2 separate regions of the Mus musculus genome follow, and region 2 is linked to region 1. The links are chromatin loops, found by intact Hi-C in ENCODE. Cell type or tissue: left cerebral cortex. All regions are shown on one strand. Links, peaks and the distances in the headings refer to the core of each region. The heading gives the core; the rest is flanking DNA. Region 1 has its middle 7.5 kb from the start of Aqp11. Region 2 overlaps Gdpd4 (glycerophosphodiester phosphodiesterase domain containing 4).

Region 1 (8,869 bases), core at 1,928-6,927:
GGTGGGTGACCTTCTGCACAGTCCAGTCTCATTTCCCAGGCTCAACTGTCCCTTTTATAACCTTATGAAGATTCCCAGACTGTAGCTCGCATCTGTTACCCTACCATGCTGGTGCCCGAGGTAGGATTGCCTCAAATTTGAAGGAAAATTCCTTTTTAATGCTAAGATTTCTGTGGTGCCAATAGTCAAAAAAAAAAAAAGTTATTTCATAAAATATAAAGTTTGTAGAGAAATGAAGCCCTTTCTCTTTGTCTATGTCAAGCAAAAGAATCTAAGGTAAGTTAAAGCCATTTCTTAGCCATTACTGTTTGGAGAGATTGCTTTAAAACCAGTCCTGTGAGTGTGACCCTTTCACCAATCCTAGTTCATCAGAACTCAATTGGAGATTAGTTAACACATGTGTGTCCATTTCCTGCTGTGCTAATAAGTCAGTTTTGTTAGTAAGAGCCAGATAGAAAATCTGTCTTTTGAACTTTGATAAGGCTTTAAAAATCATCACAATATGCATTGTCATTAAGTAGACTTAGGACATTGCTTCAGTTAGGAAGCAAGAGCCAAGCAAATGGTGCCTGTGAGGCTGAGCCCTGTTCTGAGCTATTCCCTGCTGGGTAAAACAATGGCTTTCAGGCTGTGCTTTGTCCTGGGTGGCTGCATCTCTAAGCTCCATTGGGCTCCATTTTGAGGGCAAATAGAGAAGTGAATGGCTCTGAACCTCATATCCACAGACCTGTCCAGCAACAACCATGAGGCACACACTGATAAGCCTTTCTTTAAAATATTTATCTTTATGTTATGTCGATGAATGCTTGCCTGCCTGTAGGAGGCATCAGATCCCTGGAGTGGGAGGTGTGGATGGTTGTAAGCCTCTGTGTGGGTCCTGGGAATTAAACCCACATCCCAGTAAGAACAGGAAGTAACACTTTACCACTGAGCCATTGCTCTGGCCTCTAAACATTTATTCTTTTTTCATTTTTTCTCTCTTACGTAGCTGGCTGTCCTGGAACTGTTATAGACCAGGCTGACCTCAAACTCACACAGATCTACCTGCCTCTGCCTCCTGAGTGCTGGGATTAAAGGTGTGTGCTACCACACCCAGCCTAATAATTTCTTCTTAAAAGATGTCAACTATAAACAAAGTGGAAACATATTAGCCCATGGGCATAGTAAAACCATATTAGAGAGCTGGAGAGATGGCTCAGTAGTCAGAGCTCAACACTACCTGTAACTCCAGGTCTAGGGCTTCCCAGACCCTCTTCTGCTCTCCATGGGCTCCTGCACACAAAGGACACACACACAATACTCAGAAATAAGTCTTTAGAACCATATAAACTAGGACTTACCAGAGGGCACTGAACACATCAGTAACAACAGCCCTGTCAACCTGTCATCTAACTGCTTGGTGTACGGGACCAGGGACTGACAGGCAGAGAGCTCCTTGCTCCTTACTGTCTCAAACTTCCCCTCAACTTGGTAGCCACTGCTTGATGCAGCCCACTAGTATTGCTGTCTGTCCACCTCTCCATCTGCTCATCTCTCTGCACCTAGTCCTGTACCTGTCCTCCATGCTTCTGCTTCTGGGCGGCTCAGCTTTGTGGCGTTGTGTGCTACCATGAGCTCTCCAGGTGGGTGTGTAGTCTAACCCCCTCCCGTGACTGCCTGTATCAGCTCTCTGCCTCTGCTTCTAGTAAGGCCTCTTGGAACCCTTTGATGAACTGAGGTCCTTTAAACCCCTTTCCAGCCCATGTTATAACCTATGTATATACACAGATATAGATACAATCACTGCGATGTTTAATGTATGATTTGAGAGTTTGTAGGAGTAATTAATTTCAAGTATAACAGGCATGGTGGTATATAACTGTATACCACAACTATAATCCCAGCACTTGAAGTAGAAGTATCACAAGTTGAAGGTCATCTTTGGCTACATGAGACACGGTTTCAAAAATAAGTAAATATGTGGAATAAAAAAAAAAAAAACCTCTTGTTTGCCAACAGCCAGCTATCAAGAGAAATTCAGGCTACTTGGCAAATTGTAGCCAACAAAATCAACAAAAATCTTGTGCATTTATTGTTATTTAACAAATTCTGACATCGTGGAAAGACGTGGATATATTTGTCTGTATAGCATAAACCTTTAGAGCAGTGGTTCTCAACCTTCCTAATGCTGTGACCCTTTAATACTGTTGTGGGGACCCCAACCATAAAATTATTTTTGTTGCTACTTTGTAACTGTAATTTTGCTACTGTTATGAACCGTAATATAAATGTCTGTGCCTTCCCATGGTCTTAGGCCAACCCCTGTGAAAGGGTCATTCATTCTACTCTCCGAAGGGGTCACAAATCACACCTGATGTTGAACATTTTACAGCAACTAAATCAATCTTTCTCTTTTCAGAGCCAGGAAATCACTATCACCCCTCCAGAGTGACATTAATAACTAAGACATCTTAGCTTTAGTGAAACAACATCAAAGACCTTCTTTGTTCTTTTATACTATAGAAGACAGATCAGAAAGTTAAAATAGAGTACAAAAGAGGCCAAGTTAGTAGCACTCCAGAGGCAGCAAAGTGGATCTTGCAAGCTCAAGGCTGGCCAAGGGGTCATATTGAGAACCTGTCTCAAACAACAACATGTAAAATTACAGTGACAACAACAGCAAAAAGGGCCCCTGAGGGACAGGGAAGAGATACCATTAAGATTTCAGGGAGAGCGCGCGGGGGGGTGGGGGGGCTCTTATGTTTTGTTCTTTAAGCTGACTACTGTCGCAGCTAAAGAGTGACTTCGGTTTGTGTTGGTGCTGTTGTACGGTCATGTGGAAACCAAGAAGGTAAGGAAAATGCTGACACCGAAGTTTGTGAGGGGACTCTCAGGCTAAGGGAGTGGCGACTGGGAGGAGGAGGGTAGGTGGAGAAGAACAAGGAAAAGTACAGGGGACACTGAGGCAGAGAGAAGAGGTCTGGTGGTCCACCAGGGAATGCAGGAAACGGTCAGAGATGGGACATGAGCAGAACCTGGGGAACGGACACACAGTGCCCTATGCACTGGGACAGCACAGCAAAGCCCAGTGGGAGGTGTTCACGTCAGTGCTGTGACAGTACAGGTTGTAGCCGCCCTCGGCCACACGAACTGGGTTCCTGAGATTTCAGATCAAGGCCCAATAATTACTAAGAGTCTGTGCTTATAAAGGGAGGAGGCCCATCTCCCTGCCAAGCCAGGCTTCTTGATGCTTTGTTGCTAAGTTGTTAGCACTAGTCTGCCAGAGCTGTTAGCATTAGGTCGCCAGTTCCACAGGCTGTCAGCTCTCTCAGGAAGACAGGTTCAACCTCTCAGCAGAAGCGGTGTCTTAGAGAAGAGCAGTGGCAGGTGACAGAACAATAGAACCATCCAGGTGGTCTCATTCACAGTGGCAGCAAGGTCTGAATCATCCCTGGTCACATTTATCACATGCTAACAACTTTCCAGAATTTAGCTATGTCTTCTACCTTTATAACAACCCCGTGAGGGTTGGGGTACAGCTCAGTGGTAAAACATTTGCCCAACACACATAAGGCCCTGGGTGTGACCCACGGCACTTCAAAAAGAAAAACAAACAAAACCACCACACAATACCATGAGGTAAGTATTGTCCCCATTAAAACAAAATAAAAACAAACAAACAAACAAACAAACAAAAACCTCAGGGCCTACAAGATGGCTCAATGGGTAAAAGGCTTGTATCAAAATTGGTAAGCTGGTGACCCTAGTTGATCCCTATAATCCACGTAAACTGAGAGGAGAGAAATGACTCAAGAGAGTTGTTCTTTAACCTCCACACATGTGCTGTGACGTGAGTGCCCTTGAATACACGAACACGCACACGCACGCATGCACGCACTCGCACACACACTTTTTACCGTGGATAGTATAGTACCTTGACAATGGGCACGGGCCATCAGTAAACACAAGGAAAGGGAACAAAGCTGTATTGCATTAGAGTTGAGTCTTGATATCTTGTCTTTCTCATGCTACTGATATCAATTCCTTTTGCTTCGTATTAGGAAAAACAAAACGGGTGCTAAGGATACAGAGGCCACAGAAACATGGTCAGGCCCCAGGGCCAATTACCAGCCAGCCTTCTTAGGTAGGACTGTGTGTGGCACATTCTACCACAAGGTGGCAGCACACACACTCATTCCTTCAGTGGCCACACAGGTTTTTTTTGTTTGTTTTTTTGTTTGTTTGCTTTGTTTTTTTTTTCCAGTATAAATGTAGTAAATAAACGGGATACAATGCTGTAACTCCAGCATTCAGAAGGCAGAGGTCAAAGATATGCCACAAGGTCATCCTGGTCTACATAATGAATTCCAGGCCATCCAGGGACACACAACAAGACCCTGCCAAAGCAAGGCAGAGAACCGCTGGCTCAACAGTTAAGAGCGTTCGTGTGGTTCTCTCGCAGAGACCGGAGTCTGGCTCCTTGCACCCACACTAGGCATCTCACAATCGCCTGTAACACCAGCTGCAGGGAATCCAACACTCTCTTCTGGTAGCTGACTGCCCCCCAGCCCTCCCACCCCCCTTACATGCACTCAGACAGACAGATAGGCAAGCACACTAACACATACCATAAATAAATATAAATGTTTTTTTAAAAAGCCAAAACAAAAACAATGCTAAAAATTTATCAGTTATAGTCTATCTTTGATTTTTTTTTTTTTTTACCAGAACTAGTTGGTCTGAAACAGTTCACAGAAATAGTTGACACTGTTGTAAGTTTTAGCATCTTGACATTTGACACCAAGCAAGCAGGAGTAAACAAAACACAAATGTCTTTCAATGTCATGAGAGACTGACACAGAATAAGCCATGGCCACTGACTCTCCGCTCAGGACACGATGGAGGCCTGAACGCCCAGAGCTCCCGCACACCCCTTGGGACAGGGGTTCCCCGGGAAGCTGCTTACCTCAAAGACTGGCCACCTGAATTTGATCTCCTGAGTGCTCATCAGGTGAAAGGAGAGAACAGACTCCATGGAGCTGTTCTCGGCTCTCCACAGGCGCACTACAGTGTGCGCATGTGTGCGTGCACACACATATACAGCCACACTCTCAATTCCCTAGGTTAATTGGGCATGTTGCACACCGCACTCAGAACTCTTGATGCAGTATTTGTCTTATTACTCAACGAGCAATGGCTGCATCTTTAGTAATTACTCATGTGATTTTTGTTTATTGGGGTTTTTTTTTTCTATCATTTGAGAGCCTCAACGATTAGCCCATCTATTGTTCCTCAACCTTGGATGTACTTTGGAATCACGTGGGAAGCTTTAAAAAAAACCTGCAATTTATCTGGTCCCAGTCCCAGAGGCTCTGATTTAGTGGGTATGGGGTGTGAGAGAATTCTTAGCTTTTTGTTTTGGTTCTTAGGTGCTGGGATGGAAGCTGTGGCCTTATGTATATAAGCTATGAGCTATGTTTCCTTTCTTCCTTGGAGTTGTAACCCTTTAATATTATGGTGACACACACCCCCACCACAAAATTATTTCTGTGGCTACTTCCGGCTACTTCATAAGTGTAATTTTGCTACTGTTGTGAACCATAATGTAAATATCTGATACGTAGGATGTATGGTATGGAAATCCAGAGGGGTCGAGACCCACAGGGTGAGAACTACTTCCCTAGATGGCTCTACTATGAATGCAGGATAGAGGAATATTCTTCTATCCTGACATGCTGAGGAGGCTCAAAGGATGGACACAGTTTATCCAGTGACACAAAATTAAGAATGCAAACAAAAATGGCCGACTCAAAGCCTTGGGCTGACTTAGTGCACAGAGCAGTCCCTGGTTCTCTGCTGAGCCTCCAGGCCAGGTCCATCTGTTGTCTAACCCACAGCAGTACAAGCTGTGACTCCAGTGCTTATCATGTGCCAAACACTGAGTAAACCACAGAACACGTTACTTGAATATATCAGCATTCATGGGAGGTGTGAGGGCCCTGTGGAAAGCAGAGGAAGGTCAAAGGTGAAGCAAGAGGCAGAAGCCACTGTTCAGAGAATCCAGGAGGCTAGCCGAGTTCCAGCCAGAGAAGCCAGTACAGTGCTGGATGAAGGCCGACTCTGAAAACCCAGGCTTTTGGGCTGTATTCACCACCATCCACCTTCCCCATCTTACAGAACCAGTCATAACTCAGAGATAAGGAGGTGCCTGCATTCAGTGGAGAGAGAACTCAGCAGTTAAGAGCAATGGCTGCTCTTACAGAGGATTTGGGGTTGATTCCCAGAACTCACATGACGGCTCACAATTATCTGTAATTCCAGTTTCAAGAGGTCAGATGCCCTCTTCTGGCCTCCAAGGGCACCAGGCACACATCTGATACACAAGACATATATGCAGGCAAATACCCATACACATAAAAACATAATGAACATAATGAAATAATAGTTTTAGGAGTTAAAAACAAAACAAAATAAAAGCGTGCGTGTACACACACACACACACACACACACACACACACACACACGCACACGCGCACGCCTTCCAGGATCTCTTTACTGACTCCAGTTCCATGGTCTCTGTCACCCACATTAGTCCTGTATGTGACTTGATCTCTTTCCATGGCTGAACGGGAGCTTCCTCTCGCTGCTCTCTCTGCATTTCTTTCTAGCAGGTGGAGCTGTGGGAGAGTGACGAACTATACTAAAAAGACACTAGTACTCGGTATTTTGTAAGGCTCCAGCCTTGGCATTGTCCTGAGAAGGGGGATCCTGGCAGCCCGGGAGGTGTTAAAAAAAACAAACAAACAAACAAAAAAACAAAACAAAACAAAACAAACAAACAAAAAAAAAAACGTGAACCGAACTTTTTGGCCTTGCTTTCGTGGAAACATGCCCTCTTCCGCGAGCGAGCCGCTAGGTGGCAGGCGATACCCTAGCTCAGAGTGAGCTGCGTCCAACCGCAGTAGGAATTTTCCTCCTTGTACAACACAAAGCCAGACTTTTCTCTGCGGCCTGGCCACCAGAACATTCTGTCCCGCCAGAGGCCGGTGGTCAGGATCCACCCGCGTTGGGAGAACCTCTTCTGTTTGCACGGCTTGACGGAGAACACTACTGTTGATTTTATGGTGACTGCTACCTTGTAGCCTCCAAAACTTAGTGAGCCTGGGCCTGGGGAAGGCTGTCACAACTTATTTATTTATTTATTTATTTATTTATTTATTTATTTCCATTTTTTATTAGGTATTTAGCTCATTTACATTTCCAATGCTATACCAAAAGTCCCTCATACCCACCCACCCCCACTCCCGGCTGTCACAACTTTGAGGAGCAGGGATGTTGCTGGTGCGAAGGAAGCCTGGCTGCTGCTCCGGGCTCTTCTGCACAATGCCTCCTCCTTCTGGATCTAGAGCTTGTGCACCCTTGGGGAAGCCAGCCACACTGCATCCCTGCCAAGCTCTGTCTCGGGCCTATGGGTGCAGGGGAAGGCATTTGTGGTTTTTTTGTTATTGTTGTTGTGGGGTGGTGGTGGTTTGTTTTTGTTTTTGTTTTGTTTTGTTTTGTTTCCAACAGAACTCAAAGACCTGGAGACTGGGATTGTGTACATTGTTGGGGGAACTCTCCTGTGTGCACGGCTGTAGCGGGACACTTTGTGAAGCAGCGTCCACGTTCTCTAATTTAGAAAGTAAAAGTAAAAGGAGCTCAGTGTGGGCGCAAGCCTTTGGTTCCAGCACTCAGGAAATAGAGACAGGAAGAGCTCTGTGAATTTCAGGCCAGCCAGAGTTACACAGTGAGATCCTCTTTCTAAGTATCTAACTAGGGCTGGGGAGATGGCTCAGAGGAGAACCTAGGTTCCCAGCACACAGTGGTTGCTCACAACCACCGGTAACCCCGGTTCTAGAGGACCTGATCCATTGTCTGACCGCCTCGGCACACATGCAGACAGGACACTCATACACATAAAGTAAAAGACATAGATCTTAAAGGAAATTAGAAGGGACTGGGGAGAGCAAGTCGTGTTTTTTCAGGGGTGTTGACACTGGTTAGTTGTGCATGGTCCACAACCCCGCCCCGTGCTCCTGCAAGCAACCCTGACTGAACACAGCGTGGCTCCAGACCCAAAGTAAAGCAAACAAAAAGGCTCAGAAGTACCGGAGGGACTTGGGAAGATGAAAGCAGTCAACAGGCAGTAGGAGGGCGGGAAGGGGTGGAGGGGGCGGGTCCGAGAAAGTACTTTATGCAAATGTATGACTGTTTAAGAATAAAAAGATGAGTTTTAAAGAGATTTTTTAAAACTAACTATAGGTAAATAAATAGAGAGGATCTCCGATACACTTCCTGCTCCTAATTTATTCTTTTTACATGTAGATGAAACCCACATGCCTTCCTCTAGGGACCTGGAGATGGTGATCACGTCATCCACATATACACACACGTCATTGGAGACTATAGTGTGTTGGTCTGCACTCGGCAGTCAGAAAGTCAGAGGGATTGTCAAAGACCTGTTGGTGAATTTCGTCTCAGGTCTGTTCACTTTCACACATGAAGGAGCCTAGCATTTGTTGGATATAATCTGCTTCTTAGACAGGGCACATCTGCCTGCTTTAAATGCCTGGTATGAATTCTGTCTTATGAACATCTGTGACATAGCCCGTGGACATCTCCGTTTTACCCATGAGGAGGCTGGGCTTTAGAGCTCCTGTAACTTGAGCAAGGACTCCCTAACTAACGTCCAGTGAGTGGTTAAAGCTGGAGGCAGGATACAGAGCTGCCTAACCACAAAACCACCACAGCTATGAGCCTCCCACCTGATCCCCAAGGCAACTCAAGTCATGGTCCCCTCCAGTCATGTGCCATATACACTTTAGCTTAAAATTTCCTTTCAGGTATTCTA
Region 2 (8,869 bases), core at 2,191-7,190, 230 kb after region 1:
AGATGCTGTTTCTAATATTTCCTTCCTTCTCTTCCCTCCCCTCCCTCGTGCAGCCTCCTTTCCCTTCCTCCCACCCACCTTCTGTACTGTTTTTCCATTTTTACTTTCAAGTTCCAGCAATATTGCCTTAATAATAATTTCTTTGTCTGAAATGTAGGTCAGTGGTAGAGCACTTGCCTGGCAAATATGTGGTCTGGATTCAATACCCAGCCCTGAAAAAAGTCTTATATCTGAACAATCCTGTGTATGTATATCTAACCCCCTGAAAGAGGATGTAATAGAAATAGAAAAGCAAATCATGGCCTGGCTGCTGCCTTGGGAAGTTAGCTTTTTGAAATGGCTCTCCATCCCTCTTCCTTTTTACCCACTTGTCTCTGCTTCCAACTTTTTCAGCTCTACAAATAGCTGCTGGACTGTCCTTCCTGATCATTCTTTTATGCCTTTATTTGATGCCACTGGGGATTTATTCTCCCTGTATTCTGAAGAAGGAGAATTTAGGGCCTAAGCCCACCCTCTTTGGACATAGAGGTGCACCCATGGTAGGTCTGAGAATATTGAGCTTGGACGAAGGTAAGTGGGTATGGTACTGTGGATGAGAGGAGGGAACCTCAGAAACATCAGCAACCCTGGAGAGGAAAAGGAATCTTGGCATAACAAGAATAAAGACTTGTATATGTTGTATTTGAACTGAGGTCATCTAACTCCTGGTCAGCTTCTCTTTACAGTGCCCAGTGTTTGGCCTCTTTGACAAGAGAGCACAGGGAACCAAGCTCTGCTTTTCAAAGCCCTTTCATTCCCAGGCTCTATGCCTACCACAAAAGAAATGTTGGGAGGAACGACTCTAAGGCATAGGGATTAATGTCCCCTTTCTTCCATAGTTGGCGCCAGAGAATACCATGATGTCCTTTGAGAAGGCTGTTGAATTAGATGTTTCTGGCCTGGAGACAGATATATACTTAAGGTAGGACTAGGGTAGAGTGGAAGAGGGGATTTGTCCAATGTCAGGGGATAGGACCAGTTGGCTCAAGGTGTAAAGAGAATAAGCCTTGAAGAGTTTCCTCCATGTTTGAATAGCATATTTGCACATGCCATATATATTAACCATGTCTCCCTTATAAAATATATTCCTTTACCTCTGTCTTCTTTACCAAAAGCTCACAAACCACATGCAATTCAAGTGGTTTTCCAGTGTAAACCACTAACCCAAACTCAGGACTTACTCATTAACATTCCCTAGATATCTGCTATATTCTAGGCTGCCTTCTGAGTGTTCAGGAGACGCAGTTGAGTGAGATACAGTCATCTGTACCTTCCTGGGGTGAAGGAGATGTGGCATAGTTACAGGTGAGCACAGAACAAGGCCATTTGTGATAACAAGCCTTTCAGAGAAGACTAAATCAAGTGCAAGGGAGCCTCAGTGAAGGAGAAGGATACTTCCTATTCTGTGAAAGAAATCATCTATATGCTCAAAGTTATGTGTGGGTTAACCTTAAAGGAAAATATTCTACTAACCAGAGATGAAGTCATTCCAGACAAAAGCATCAACCTATTTGAAGGTATATTAATGAGCAATAAACAAGTCACAGAGACCCATAAATGTGTAGTGGAAAGTCAGGGTGTCAGAGGCTAGGTGGCTTATTGATTTTTGTTGTTGTTGTTGATTTGTTTCTTTGTATTTGTTTGTTTGCTTAAGCATGTATACATGTGTGCCATGGTGTGTAGTAACCGAGGCCATAGGATGGAGTTGGTTCTTCCTTTCCATCATGTGGACCCCAGAGATCAAAATCAGGTTGTCACATTTGAGAGAATGTGACTTTCCCTTGGAAGGTAACCTCTAAGATGATACCTGTTCTTGAAGACAAAAAGAGTTCCTTATAGATAACAAAAATATGGATTTTGTTTTTCCATCTGTTCATCTAACTTTTGATCTTTTGATTGGAGAATTAAGGCCATTAATATTTAAAGTTATTATTAAAAAGTGTGTGTTGATAACCATCAATTTATTGCCTTTTTGCTATTTGTCTTCTTAGTCCTATTTTATATTTCAGTAATTATAACTTCATTTGTTTACTTTCTGAAGCGTTTGGGCCCCACCTATCTATAGGTAATCAATGGTCACTGAGAGTGGGAGAATCTGTTTTCTCCAGGGACAAGCTTTTTGATAGGTCACCCAACCCTAGGTGGTCCCTAAACACATGCATATATGACCAACACCAAATAGACTTAGTTTGTTTATTTTTATATATGTCAATAATGTTTATAGAAGTAGAGGTCATGAATGAGGGCATACAACAGGAGTTGGAGCAGGGACAGAAAGTAGTGGAAATTATGTAAATATAGTACTCATGTAAGAAATTCTAGAAAATAAATTCAAAGATTAAAATGAAAAAAAAACATTACAGTAGTGTAAAGTATTATTAAAAATAAGTGAACCACTTAGCAAATTAGCAAAAAGCCATGTATAGATATTTTATACTAGAAGATATACAGGTAACAAGTTCATAAGTGCACATCTTTTCAACTTCATTAGATATTAGGAAAATATGAGTAGTACTAGCATTACTCATCTATCTGAATGTCTTAGGAGAGAGCAAGATGGCAAATCTGATTCAAATCCTCTAATGATAATCTTACCATAGACATACCCTTTTGAACAGCTATTCATTTACAAGAGCCAAGAAAGCCAGGGAAGGGACCATACTGCCTGGTTTTAGTAAAATAATAAGGAAGGATTTATTGAAGAAGCAGGAAGAAAAGAATTGCCAATCAGCCTTCCTTCAATTCTCAGAAGCATGGAGAGAGAAGAGGGAGTGATGGGAGGAGAGAATCAAGTACAGGACTTAGACCTCAAATCCAACGTCAGGCCTGTCAGGTGCCTGTAGACCCTGTCCTCAGACCAACACTCATGACTACTGAACTACTAGAATTGTGTTAACTAGCTACCGGATTACCTCTACCACCTCTCTCCCAATGTTGACTAGCAGAGAAGAAAGCAAGATTCTACTTTCTGGGAGCAAAGCACAAAAGCTACCACAGGACTTTGCCTACTTTGGAGAAGACCTGCGTCAGGTAGAAACTAAACACCCATCCTGCTGAGGTCTTAGACAGAGCCTCTAGGTATGCTTGAGCCTCAGTCAGAGAGACCTCAGAATCCGGACAGACTCAAGTTTTGGCCCAGTCCATTATCAGCCTTGGGTTGGGCTTGTTCACTCCCACTCCCAAACACCCAGCCCATGCAGGGCCCTGTGAGATTCAAGTGCATCAGCCTTGGCAGCTTAAAGACTTCCTGTGCTACCTGTTGCCAAGCCTTGGGCAGCACAGGTATTCCTCGGCTAGTCCTCAGAGATGGAGATTTTAGAATTTCCCTAGATCTATATCCCAGTGGGATACATTTGTCTTCTGGCTTGATTCACCAGCAGCTGTAGTGCGAGCCTGGATATACCCCTGAAGCTTTGCAGGTCCTAATGGAAAACTCAGTTATGACTTATTAGCTTTTGAGTACACGTCACTGGTGACAGGGCAGATGTAGAGGGGTCCATCTGCAAGTACGGGGCAGAGAAAGCTGTACTACCAGAGGTGAGCCACCAAGGCTGGATCGTAAGTTGGGATGGAGTACATTAACACTATCCCAACTTGGATAGCAAGACTATGCTGTGGAGAGGATGTGGTAACAAGCATAGGACTTTGCCTTGGAGATTAATACTGGATGTATGAAACCTCACACTGGTCAGAACCCTAACAGTCCCTGTCCTCAGGCCTATCTGTGGAAAGGCCCTCTACAACAGCCCTGGTTTATTGGTTTTTTTTTTTCCTTCCCAGTGCCACCTGTGACTGATTGCAGCAGACTCTGGCTATGAGTTAGCAGTAGGCAGTCAACAACAGTGTAGAATTCAATTCTTGACAGTCTGTCTGCTGTGAGTGTGACAGTGTTGCAGTTTTGGTGGCCCTATATTAGAATGGCATAGAGGCCTGGGGCTGGTCCCTCCATGGTACTTATATCCAGAGAGGGCAGAGTCTTCAGTGTCTAAATACCTCCTGGTGACTGTGGGTGAAATTGTTCAGACTAATATAACTCTCTGCAGAGGTTTAGATACTTCTCTAGTTCACTCCATGAGCAAATTAGCATCTGGGGATTTGAAGTAAGCGTGGGCTTGGACCACCCTCTAGTGCTGAAACAGTGGCAGTGCTCCTGCAGTGACTCCAGCACACATGGCTGCAGAAATTACTATAGACCAACAGAAAACACATAGCCTGCATAGACTTTCTAGAAAAGTAAGCACAAAGCCAGAGTACAAAAACTGAAGCAACTACATCACACACTAATAAGCATCAGGGATGTTCATGGAACTATAACCTCACCTGACAGTTGAAATAAGGTACCAGGAGGTGAACAAATGGTAACTAGTATAGTCTTTGATAGTGAACTTAAGACGTTTTAAAGAAACTTGATGACCTTCAAAAGAAAACAGAATGATTCAGTACTCAGAGAAACTTGACAGCAATGGAAGCATTTTTTAAAAATAAAGCTTAGTTGAGCTGAAATGACACAGTAAGTCATTAAAAATCTAGGAGATAGAAGAGACCAATACAGGAAAGAAGTAATGAACTCAGAAACAGGCTATTTGAAACCATAATTGGAGAGAAAAAAGAATATAAAGCATGAAGAATACTTGAACAGCTTTAGAGTAGAATTAGAAGAGCAAAGATTCAATCTGTTGGGTTTCAAGAGGGATTTAGTAATTCCACGTGGATATGCAACTCGTCAGAAAGTTAGTGATGAAAATGGAAACTTCCAAATCCTCAGGAGGAAACAAATATCCAGGGACAGGAAAGTCAGAGGTCACTAATCACTCAACAAAACCTGCCCCAAAGCATGACGATGTCAAACTTTCAAAAGGCAAAAAGGATATCCTCAAAGTAATAAGTGTTGGTATCAGGACCCCTGACATCACATCTAGGCAACAGCGTGACCCACACACCCTTTGCCAAGGCAACAGCCATCGTATTCCCAGAATCCACTTGACTCACCTCCCATCATTACCTGTGGCTACGTCAATATCTATATTTAAAAGGAAGACCCCTCTGATCTCCCTCTTTCTTTCCCCCTTCCCTTTCTGCTGCCACCTTGCCCTTTTCTCTCTCAATAAACCTCAAGTGGAACTGTTTGGTCTGGTGTGGTCTTTCTGGAGCCACACAACGATCACAACAAGTGTTCCCTGAGTACCTAAGACAGACAGACATATCGTTGTGGACCAGGAGAGGTGCATGTGAGTTCTAGGAGTTAAAGGTTCTCCACGGAACCACTTTGATCACAGCCAATGTGAATGTATTAGTTGCTTTCCTCATCACTGAGACCAATACCTGGCCCAAGTGGCCTGGAGAAGGAAAGATTTGGTTTGGGACTCACTGTTATGGGGGGATTCCATCCATGATGACAGGGAGAACACAGTAGAGCTGGCTACTTTATCCTGAGCCAGAAAGCAGAAAAAATGGAGATACTAGCATTTGTCTTTGTGAAAGTTGGGTTGCCACAACTTGACATAAACCTAGACATAACTTGGAAGATGGGATTTAATTGAGAAATCATTTTCATAGGATTGGCCTGGAGGCCAGTCTGTAGGGCATTTCCTCAACTAATAATTGACTGATGTCGGAGGACCAGCCCAAATAATAAGACAAATATTAATAGGCCTAAAGGTATATATAGACACCAATACCATAATAGTAAGAATTCTAGTTTGCATTACCAACAATGGATGATAATCCAGAGAGAGTCAATAAAGAAATGACAGAGTTAAGTTGTGCTCAACACCAAATGTTCCCAACAGACATCTATAGAACATGATATCAAATAGCTTCAGAACATAGATTCTTCTTAACAACACATTCAACACAACAACATTTAAGATAAATCATAAATCATATGATAAGACATAAAACAAATCTTAACACATTTTTAAAAATAGAAAGCATATTATGTATTTTTTCTAACTACCTTCCTTTCTTCCACAAAATTGCAAAATACAAACTCAGCACACAGAAATCTGTAATACTGAGAGTTTGTATTTGTGAGGTCCTAGGTCCAATTGTGGGGTTCCTAGCACCACACTCAATCAATAGTAGCATTGCTATGGCTAGTAAGTGGTCAGTTATCAAGAGATAGAAATCAAGATAGGTAGAAATCAAGAGGTGGGGGCTGGAATAGGTAAAGTGTTTGTTGTGTAAGCATGAAGACCAAAGCTCTAATTTCCAGCACCCAAATAAAAGCTAGACATGGTATCACACATTTGTATCCCCAATGCTGAGGGAACAGAGATAGGAAGGTTCCCATGTGCTAGCAGGTCTTGCTAGTTGGTGATCTCCAGGTTTTTGTAAGAGACCCTATTTCAATGAGTAAGATGGAAAGAGATAGAGGAAGATACCTGACACCAACCTCTGCCATCCACACATGAATGCATGGGATGACTTACTTGTGCGCACACACACATACACACACTCACACACACACAAAAGAAATGTGACATCAAGATCTGGGCATGGTAATACATACTTAAAATCCCAGCCTTGAAAGGCAGAGGTAGGAGAATCATGAGTTCAAGGTCACCTTGCACTACATAGTAAGACCCTCTCTCAAACAAACAAACAAACAAAATCAAGAAAACATTTTCATTTATACTAGATGCAAAGCAATATAACACTTGGGAATATGTTTGAAAAGATAAAAGATCTCAGTCCCCTAAAACCTATAGAACATTGGTGAAGAAATGGAAAGACACACAAAACATAAACATGTCCTAGATTTGTGAAATGGGAGACTCTGTGCTATTAAAACATCCATAGTACCCAAAGGACTCTATGGATTTGTGTGATCCTTGTCAACAGATCAATGACAGTTTTCACAGACCTAGAAAAAAGAGTTTTAAAATTGTATGAGACTACTAAAAAACCATAAACAACAGTTTGGAGGAAAAAGAACAAACTAGAAGGAATTATACTATGGATCTTCAAAATCTATTACTATGCTATGGTAATAAAAATAGCATGGATAGCCAGGTGTGGTGGCTCATGTTTTATTCCTAGAACTCGGGAGCTGAATGATAAGCCATTCCTGGCTTTGAGGGCCAGAGCTTCTGGGTTCTGTGTTTCAGTGTATTGCTCCATTTTCAAATCCCCTGCTCTTTGAATGACCTGTTACATATTTGTGTGTGGCAGTAATAGAAGTGTTCATATGTGTGGGCACATGTAGAGAGCAGAAGTTGGCATTGGCATACCTTTCTCTCTCATTCTTTGCACCCCTGCCTCACACAGAATCTCTCATTGAACTTGGATCTCATTATCTAGATTAGAATGGATGGCCAGGGAGCCCTCAAGATCTACCTGTCTCTACTTCCTAGTGCTGGAGTTACAAATGTGTGCTGTGTCCAGGTTTTATGTGGGTGCTAGGATCTTAACTTAGGTTCTCATGCTTGCATAGCAAGTACTTTACCAACTGGGCCACTCTCCAACCATAGTTGTAAATTTTATCCAGCAGGATTTTTATCTAATTACTATAGTTTTCATCACCAGAATTTCAATTTCTTCTTATAACACACACACACACACTACCTGTAGACAAGGTTTAAACTAGACATCACCTGCTTCAACCTCCTGCATGTTTTATCCCACCAAAGTTGGCTCTACAGAAATATTTTATATTCATGTTTACTTTGCATGTTAGTTGCAAATTTATAATATTATTCCATACTATCTAGTGTCCTTGTCTAATCCTATCCACTGTTATTTTTTAGTTTGTCTCTGTCAAAGAAGCTCACTGGCATATATGGACATATTCTTGGATCTTTACATCTCAAAGTTTTTATTACATGCTAGACATTGTAATTTTACATGGATGGGGGCTACTTTTGTTGTTTCCCTAAAGAATGTTGGGCTTTTTCTAGCAGGTCGATGAAGTAGAAGTACTTCTAACTAGTTTGATCCTCTGAAGAGGTCTTAAGCACTCTTATGGAGGTACTTAAGTGGATGTACACTGTTCTAGGTCTAAGTTATCTTCATTTCTAAGGTATGTCTTTCTCGAATCTGTAACGAATACCCATGCAATTACTGAGGTCTCTCCTCTCTTGTTGAATGGAATCGACTGACTCACACCTCATGTGAGTTCTGCCATTTGGGGGATTCTGATAATTTTTCTTTTCTTGAAAGTTGTTTGTCTAAAGTTTCTATTGCATTTATTTACTTGCATGTTTATGTATGCATGTGCATGGACACACATCTAGAGGTCAGAGGACAGCCGGTTTTCTCCGTCTACCATATGGGTTGTGGGGATTGAACTTAGGTTGGCAGGCTGGGCAGTGAATACCTTTTCCACTGAGCTGTGCCACCAGCCCGAAAGTTGTTCTTGCTAAGCTCCAAAAAGTTTCCTGTGTGCCGACTGACACTTTGTAAGACTTAAGATCTCTGTGTGCACTGCTCAGGAGCTATTCTTTGTTTTGGCATAGCTCCATCCTCTATGGGACTCTTCAATACATTGCAATTTTCTTTTCCTACTCTGATCTCTTTCTTCTCATTGCAGCAAGAAGGCTAGGTCCCTTTGGGCTCACCCTTCTTGTACAAAACTCTACTAATATCAGGAATGTAGCTTGTGTAATGTTACAGATTAGTTAATTGCTTCCCTCTTATCAGAAGTAGAATACTGCAGTCCCAGCTGTCCTTTGACTAATAGTTACTCCCTTTATTTTGTCCTGTTTTATAGCTGTGACAAGCTAAACAGCCTCTCAATACCTCATGACCATTTTAGATATTCTCTTGGTGATTATTTTAATGAGAAAGAAAGAGAGAGTGTAATAAAGTTAGGGATTCTACAGAACAACTA

What was found. Peaks named below come from ENCODE experiments on the same cell type or tissue, not always from the same donor. Only the 100,000 strongest peaks of a DNase experiment are listed, where the experiment ranks them.
Region 2: a loop joins it to region 1, with 8 times the contacts of the local background. A loop is called at or near these places in 41 of 42 quality-filtered maps.

Annotation. Positions count from the first base shown.
Region 1 is chr7:97,741,347-97,750,215 of GRCm38, forward strand. No RefSeq gene overlaps it. Among named protein-coding and RNA genes, the nearest start is that of Aqp11, 7.5 kb to the left of the region's middle. In left cerebral cortex, for the core only: CTCF peaks have their summits at 4,146 (motif pointing right), 4,346 and 6,900 (motif pointing right); a DNase peak (open chromatin) is centred at 4,137; H3K4me3 peaks cover 82 bases.
Region 2 is chr7:97,973,503-97,982,371 of GRCm38, forward strand. It overlaps Gdpd4 (glycerophosphodiester phosphodiesterase domain containing 4), which reads left to right. Exons shown (of 18, transcript NM_177696.3): 9 at 394-539; 10 at 879-961. Among named protein-coding and RNA genes, the nearest start is that of Gdpd4, 58 kb to the left of the region's middle. In left cerebral cortex, for the core only: a CTCF peak has its summit at 4,175 (motif pointing left); a DNase peak (open chromatin) is centred at 4,156.